Regions from separate parts of the Homo sapiens genome. Here regions 2 and 3 are each linked to region 1. A link is an interaction called in ENCODE POLR2A ChIA-PET data of the cell type or tissue named here. Cell type or tissue: GM12878. All regions are shown on one strand.

Region 1 (2,500 bases):
GATTACGCAGAGAGACTGTGTGTACAGGGGTTAAGAAGGAAGGCCCTGAGGTCAGACAAACCCAGATGTTTAGTCTGGTCTTCACCACTTTTGCTAAGGGCCAAAGCTCTTTTAGCCTTGTGGAAATAATAACAGTACCTCCCAGGATTCTTGTGAGAGTTAAATGTGACAATGCACATGAAGTTGCTTAGCATTGTACTGTACTTAACAAGTACTCAGGAAATGCTGAGTATTACTGTATGTGTTAAGTGCTATTTACATAATTAGATGTGGTTGGTACTTGCTTCCTTTGAGTGGAGTTAGGTCAACTGGTTTTAATGATAAGCAACACATGACAGTGACAATGGTTTCTAGTGAACTATAGTGAACTCCTCGTAGTAGTTTAGAGAAAAATCTCATCATCTTTCCCTGGAAATGAGACCTGTTATCAATCAAAAGTGCTGGTCTAAGGAAGTGACTGAACAGATTGAACATACCTCTCAGGAGTGGGGCTGGCTTTTCTAGGTACTCAACATTCTTTTAACGCTTTTGATTAAAAAAAAAAAAAAAAAAAAAAAGGGCTGGGCGCTGTGGCTCAGGCCTGTAATCCGGCTCAGGCCTGTAATCCCAGCATTTTGGGAGGCCGAGGCAGGTGAATCATGAGATCAGGGGATCGAGACCATCCTGGCTAACACAGTGAAACCCCGTCTCTACTAAAAATACAAAAAAATTAGCCAGGCGTGGTGGCGGGCAGTTGGCAGGTGCCTGTACTCCCAGCTACTCGGGAGGCTGAGACAGGAGAATGGCATGAACCCAGGAGGCAGAGCTTGCAGTGAGCCGAGATCGCGCCACTGCACTCCAGCCTGGGTGACAGAGTGAGACTCCATCTCAAAAAAAAAAAAAAAAAAAAGAAAAGAGGAACTGAAACAGGAACTAATAGATTTAACAGATTTGATGATAATTAAGACTTAAATTCTTTTCTCCAGTTCACGTTTGTGTTCTCACACAAAGTAGTTATTGCCAAGATGCCCAGGCACATGAATGCCTTTATCCAAACTTACTGAATAGTCTTTCCTTCAATAAATACTATTGAGCCTTACTGTTTGCCAGGCACTGTGCTAGGCTCTGGGAGTATGAAGGTAAGCAAAACCACAGGCTGGTGGCAGAGACAGACATTCATGAAATAAGCCTCCCCATACATAATAATAGTTGCTCTAAGTGAGAAGTTTAGAGCAGGGGCCCTGATTTAGGCTGGGGCATAGGTTTGTAGAGGCAGGGAAGAGTTCATTTAGGGAAGTAACATCTAAAAATACCACTTACCCTTTAGAAGAGCTGGCGATTTTCTCTCTCTTTTTTTTTTTTTTTTTTTTTTTGAGACAGAGTCTTGCTCTGTTGCCCAGGCTAAAGCTCAATGGTGCAATCTCGGCTCAGTACAACCTCCGCCTCCCGGGTTCAAGCCATTCTCCTGCCTCAGCCTCCCAAGTAGCTGGGATTACAGGCGCCCACCACCACGCCCAGCTAATTTTTGTATTTTTTAGTAGAGACAGGGTTTCACCATCTTGGCCAGGCTGGTCTTGAACTCCTGACCTTGTGATCCACACCCCCACCCTTGGCCTCCCAAAGTGCTGGGATTACAGGAGTGAGCCACCGTGCCCGGCTGATTTTCTCTTTAATTCCAAAGCCGCCAGCAAGTTCAGGAGATAAAAGCTTAGTCAAATAAATTTTTGGTTACCATATGGAAAATGTCATGTTGATATAAATTATTTATTCTATCACCCAACTATATTGATAACATTAAACATGGCCTTTCTATCTGTCATTCTGCCCCAATGAGACTTTCATTTCTTTAACATTATACAAAGTAAAATCATCTACCTCTGGAATGATTTTATCATTATTAACACACATATACATGCATACTTATTTATGGTTCTTTATATGCACTAAAGAAGCTGGGAAAATTTTAGAAGATAGTAAAATGAAATGGTTCTTCCTTTCTTGTCTGGGAGGGGCTCCTTGCTCTGGAATGATACTTCATATATAAATACAGTGTTTCTCCGTGGTCTTCCTTTTGGATTTTTGGAGGTTGGATGGGAAGGGCTGAATTTCGGCACACACTGAAAACAGCTTATCTTGTAGGAGGGATTATAATATCCCAAACATTGTATATAAGTGGCATTTTGAGATTTCCTCAGAAATGTATTAAAAACAGAGAGAAAAAAATGATTGTAGCAAGTATTCAGCCATTTTACCTTTTTATTCAAATATTTAGCAATTTCTTGGGCTTCTAGTAATTTAGTGATCAATGGCTCCAATCAGAGAGTTCATTCACAGGAATATTCACACTCATTTGTTTCAGCCTTAAATAAATAAAGGTTGATTTTTTAAAAGAGGCTGTCTTCTAGGTATTGCAAGTGGAATCTGCTCATATTGATTGGGTTGCTCTTCAGTAATTTCCTACAGCATGCACATCTCTTCCTTTTTATGTTTTTCTCAAGCAATCAGTAAATAACGTATTCAT
Region 2 (2,500 bases), 240 kb after region 1:
TGCTGTCCTGTTTATTGTGAAGTGAAATCCCTGTGCTTCTTTTAGCCCCTGCCCGATGCAGAGAGGAAAGAATTCTTAGGATGCATCAAGGGTAATGCCTTCTTGGTTAAAAAGGCAGCATTATGTTCCTTCTTAATAGAACGCTACTCCAGCGAGAGAGTGTGGTGATGTGACATGTCTTTGTACATTCATCTTGAATGATGCCCAGGGAGAACTCCGGGTGAAATCAGTGTAAGACATCCACATTGGGTGGCTGACTCCAAAAACTGAGGAGTAGACCCAAAACTTGGAGAGTAAGGTAGTTTCGGATTTAGGAAAACAATCTTTATTCTGATTTTCTGGGAATCAGAGGTGTTTGATTTAAGATGAATATCTAGAAAATGCTGATTTAAAGAAATACATGCAGGCAGTACTTTGCTCGTTAAAAGCAGTTCACGCTGTGTTTTGGAAAGAAGCAGACAGCTACACTGATATAGTTTCAGTTAGCTTAAATACAGAGCCCAACCTTCTTGCTGACTGACATGGTTAATTCATTCTTCATTCAGTCAACAAACATTTATTGAGCTTCTCGTTTGCGTAAGACACTGTGCTGAGCAACACGGGGGAATTCAGAGCTGTATGAAAGAATTTCTCGTCTTCAAGAGCCTGTGGTAGAGAAATGAGATTACAGTGTACACGAATAGTGTTAAAACATGATAGAAAGTGACTTGAGAGATCTTGGTGATGAGGGAAGGTTTTCTGGGGAAGGTGGGATTCCATGGGACTCCTACAGGAGGCTGCCTTGGTTTTGGGTCCCCTGGTAGCAGACCCTGAGACAAGGAGGGAGGAGCTAGGAAAGGGTGAGTTCTCAAGCTGTTTACTCCTCTGGGCAGCTGGGATTCTCACTGAGAGCTCTGGGAGTCTGTGGACTCATGCCAGAGAGTTATCCCACCTAGAGGCAGGGAGCTAGAGTTTTGTCCACTAACTGCCAGGCTGTTGTTGGCTGAAGTCTGTTTCTTGGGGCAGTAACACTTTACTACCTCCTCCTGGGTAGAGTACAAAGCCCTCAGGCCCAGGGTCTCAGGCAGTTCCAGTCAGCTGCCTTCAGTGTGTGGAAGTGAATGCCAAGGGCATAGTGGCAGGGCCCAGTGGAGCCCATAGCAGGTGCTTTAGACTTTGAAAGGTGTGGGAAGGAGAAAGACGCAGACTCCACAGGAAGTGGCAGGCAGAGGTGTGGAAGCCCAAAAGCACCAAACTCCTGGGGTGAGTCAGGACTGGTGAGGCCCCCTCTCTTAAAGAACCTGAATTACCAAGCTGCAAACAGAAGGCAAACTGCCTGGTGGGAGTCCCTGGATCCTAAGGGGGATATTCAGCTTTATTTGGCTAAATGTTTTTTTCAGCTCTGCGGATTTGGAGATTGAACTTAAATATGGTTGTAAGAAGGAACATGTGGAGAAGAAACAGGCCTCCTGCCTCATTTTTCTCTTGTGGTCGAGTAAGACCAGGACAGGAGTCAGGAGCTGTGGCTGGGGACAGCTTGAGGCACCTTGACCTATACCAGCCTGAGCTGTGGTGTTGCTGTCTTACGTCTTGGTTTCTAAATTTTTGTGATTCCTGAATCCAGATTGGCAGGCCTTTTGTGTCATTGCTGGCCTTTTTCTCTCCAACTAGCAGCCCATCATGCTCACTGCTGTCATTTCTCTTACACATCTGAGAGAGGGAATCAGGGAAGGCACTGGCCTTAGGAATTTGGAGTCAAGACTTCCAATTTCACCTCTGCTTCAGAGAGCTGGTCACACACTCTGGGCCTTAGTCCGAAGGAATTAGAGGAGACTATGTGAACATTGCTTTCCATTTCAGGAGTCTCGGGGTTTATGATGCTGCTAACTCGAAGGTTAAATGCTTTACTTCCCAGTTTCAAGAGATCTGCAGAAGGAAGGCTTTCTATTATGGTGATAGACACTGTGCCAAGCCCTATGTGTACCCATAGTCTCCTATTTAAGTTCCTTTGATAACCCTGTGAGGAAGATGTGATTATCCCCATTTTACTGCTGAGTAACATGCGGGCTGGCGAGATTCAGTCACATGCAGGGACTCCAGCATGGGCTGTCTGCTTGGAGTCTCCTTCACCGTGGCTGCTGTGGTCACAGCACTGGACTACCAATTTGCAAGTGAGCTGAACCTAATTCTGATGATTGCATATCTGTTCACATTAAGTGAGAAAAAGAGTGGAATTATTTTGGTCAATTTGTAACTATATGAGGAAAACACGGAAGGTCCCAAATAGGATTGAAAATAATGCTGTTTGTTGAGTAGAACCATCTGTTATGCTCTGTGTGTCTCCCACTCTGCATTCGTACGTTGAAGTTCTAACCCCTAGTACCTAAGAATGTAACTATATTTGGAATGAAGTCTTTAAAAAGGTAATTAAGTTAAAATGAAATCTTTTGGGTGGCCCTTAATTTAATATTACTATTGTCATGAAAAGAGAAAGTTTGGACACAGACACTAGTGTGTTGGA
Region 3 (2,500 bases), 110 kb before region 1:
CCATGAGCCACCTTTGGGGAAAAGCAAAACAATAAAGCCAACAACAAAATGAATTAAAGAAAGAACTCAAATGAAAAAAACATGTACCTCAGAAACAAAAATAGAAGGACTGGTAAAATTTTAAGGAATAACTCCTTTTGTAATAAAGAAAGATTTAAATGAAGTTAAAAGTGCAATTCTTTCAGGTTTACTTTGATTTCTTTTCAGATAATTTCAAGAAAATTAAACTCTGGCAAATAAAAACTGCATGTACAGTATGATCTCATTTTTGTTTGACTATTCATCCATCTTGCTTTGCTCTCTACATAAATGGAGAGATTATGATGTTTTATCAATACCTGTTTTGGGGTGGTGGAATTTTAGGTAATGTTTTACTTTCTTCCTCATGTTCTTTTCTGTATTGGTGTAAGTTTTTTTGGGGGTGGGACAGAGTCTCGCTCTGTTGCCCAGGCTGGAGTGCAGTGGCACAATCTTGGCTCACTGCAACCTCCGCCTCCTGGGTTCAAGCAATTCTCCTGCTTCAGCCTCCCAAGTAGCTGATACTACAGGCGCACGCTAACTTTGGTTTGTATTTTAGTAGAGACAGGGTTTCACCGTGTTGCCCAGTCTGGTCTTGAACTCCTGACCTCAGGTGATCCACCTGCCTCGGACTCCCAAAGTGCTGGGATTACAGGCGTGAGCCACCGCGCCCAACCTGGTGTAAGTTTTAACACTTACATAGGATTATTACAAAAACAGTTAAGTTTAAATAATAATAATTAAAAATCAACAAGAGTAGATACACATAAGTTGAGAGCACCTGGCTAAATGGATGGCTTCCCGAAGCAATGTCTTGAAGAATTTTGGGGGAGTCTCCCAGGTGGTCATATGTGTAAGTGAGGTCCACTGGACTGCCTATAAGGGCCACTTTTAAGTCATTATGCAGCCAGCTGAAATAAAAACAACATTTTAAGAAGTAAATAACTAAGCTAAGCAGTTACTGGTCTCATCAATCCTAAGTGATACATCTATTTACTATTACAAAATGTTAAAAGCACAGACAATACATTTAACAGATATGATTTACTACGTACCTTTCAAAACAGTGTTGCAAAAAGGCATGCCAAGGCAATTCAGTGATTTAATTTGCTGTGTAGAAATGCTATCCAGACCAGGCGCAGTGGCTCACACCTGTAAATCCCAACACTTTAGGAGGCTAAGGCAGGTGGATTAATTGAGGTCAGGAGTTTGAAACCAGCCTGACCAACATGGTGAAACCCCATCTCTTCTAAAAATACAGTATTAGCTGGACATGGTAGCGCATGCCTGTAGTCCCAGCTACTTGGGAGGCTGAGGCAGGAGAATCGCTTGAACCCAGGAGGTAGAGGTTGCAGCGAGCTGAGATCGGGCCACTGCACTCCAGCCTGGGTAACAAGAGCAAAACTCCACCTCAAAATAAAAAATTTAAAAAAAAAAAAAAGAAAGAAATGCTAGTAAGCCAGCTATAAAAGTTATTTATTTATTAATTTATTTATTTTTGAGAGAGAGTCTCACTCTGTCACCCAGGCTGGAGTGCTGTGGCGCAATCTCGACTCACTGCAAGCTCCACCTCCCGGGTTCCAGCAATTTTCCTGCCTCACCCTCCGGAGTAGCTGGGATTACAGGCACCTGCCTCTACGCCCAGCTAATTTTTGTATTTTTAGTAGAAGGCAGGCTTTCACCATGTTGGCCAGACTGGTCTTGAACTCCTGACCTCAGGTGATCCACCCGCCTCAGCCTCCCAGAGTGCTGGGATTATAAGCATGAGCCACTGTGCCCGGCCTAAAAAAATTTTAATTTTAGAATTAATCTGTAATTTTTATTTTGCAGTATTTACATGACAGGGTCAATTATCTCTTAATTATCCATTAAGGATATTTAAACATTTTCATAATTCATGAAAATATACCATGTTATTGACATTTATTCTCCACAGCAGGGAACTATGGCTCCAGTTCCTCCAAAAAGTCATAAGTGCAATGACTATATAGTCTGGTTTGTCTGAGATAATGCTTTTTTTTTTCCCTGTTATCCTGATGTAATTATTAATTCCCTCTTTCACTCCCGTAGTTTAGACAATAAACTATATGGTTACCCTCTTTATAAATCTCTAAGATGTAAATTTAAAAGACAGAAAGCATGCTAGAAAATAACTGGCTTGTGTTCTTAAAAAAAAAAAAAAAAAAAAGTCAAAAAAGGGACCAGAAGAGTCATGAAACTAATTGTAATGTATGACTCCAGAATGGATCCTGAGGAAACAAAAAAATTGCTATAAAAGAAATTATGAAAAAAAAAATCAATGAAATTTAAATATAAACGTAGGCTTATGAAATAATATTGTATCAAAACTAAATTTCTGGCTGGATGCAGTGGCTTATGTCTATTACTCCCAGCACTTTCAGAGGCCAAGGCAGGAGGAACACTTGAGCTCAGGAGTTCAAGACCAGCCTGGGCAACATAGGGAGATCCTGTCTCTACAAAA

The links. ChIA-PET counts read pairs that join two places held together with the same protein. Peaks named below come from ENCODE experiments on the same cell type or tissue, not always from the same donor. Only the 100,000 strongest peaks of a DNase experiment are listed, where the experiment ranks them.
Region 2: POLR2A ChIA-PET joins it to region 1 with 5 read pairs; 2 of 35 experiments call an interaction of 5 or more read pairs at or near these places.
Region 3: POLR2A ChIA-PET joins it to region 1 with 6 read pairs; 2 of 35 experiments call an interaction of 5 or more read pairs at or near these places.

What each region holds. Positions count from the first base shown.
Region 1 is chr2:206,245,115-206,247,614 of GRCh38, forward strand. All of the region lies in intron 2 of CMKLR2-AS (CMKLR2 antisense RNA), which reads left to right. Among named protein-coding and RNA genes, the nearest start is that of ZDBF2, 28 kb to the right of the region's middle. In GM12878, no CTCF peak of the experiment used is centred here; DNase peaks (open chromatin) are centred at 337 and 1,017; H3K27ac peaks cover 409 bases.
Region 2 is chr2:206,487,648-206,490,147 of GRCh38, forward strand. The region is part of intron 3 of ADAM23 (ADAM metallopeptidase domain 23); the gene reads left to right. Among named protein-coding and RNA genes, the nearest start is that of ADAM23, 45 kb to the left of the region's middle. In GM12878, no CTCF peak of the experiment used is centred here; no DNase peak of the experiment used is centred here.
Region 3 is chr2:206,137,686-206,140,185 of GRCh38, forward strand. NDUFS1 (NADH:ubiquinone oxidoreductase core subunit S1) reads right to left here. Exons shown (of 19, transcript NM_005006.7): 13 at 800-929. Among named protein-coding and RNA genes, the nearest start is that of NDUFS1, 21 kb to the right of the region's middle. In GM12878, no CTCF peak of the experiment used is centred here; no DNase peak of the experiment used is centred here.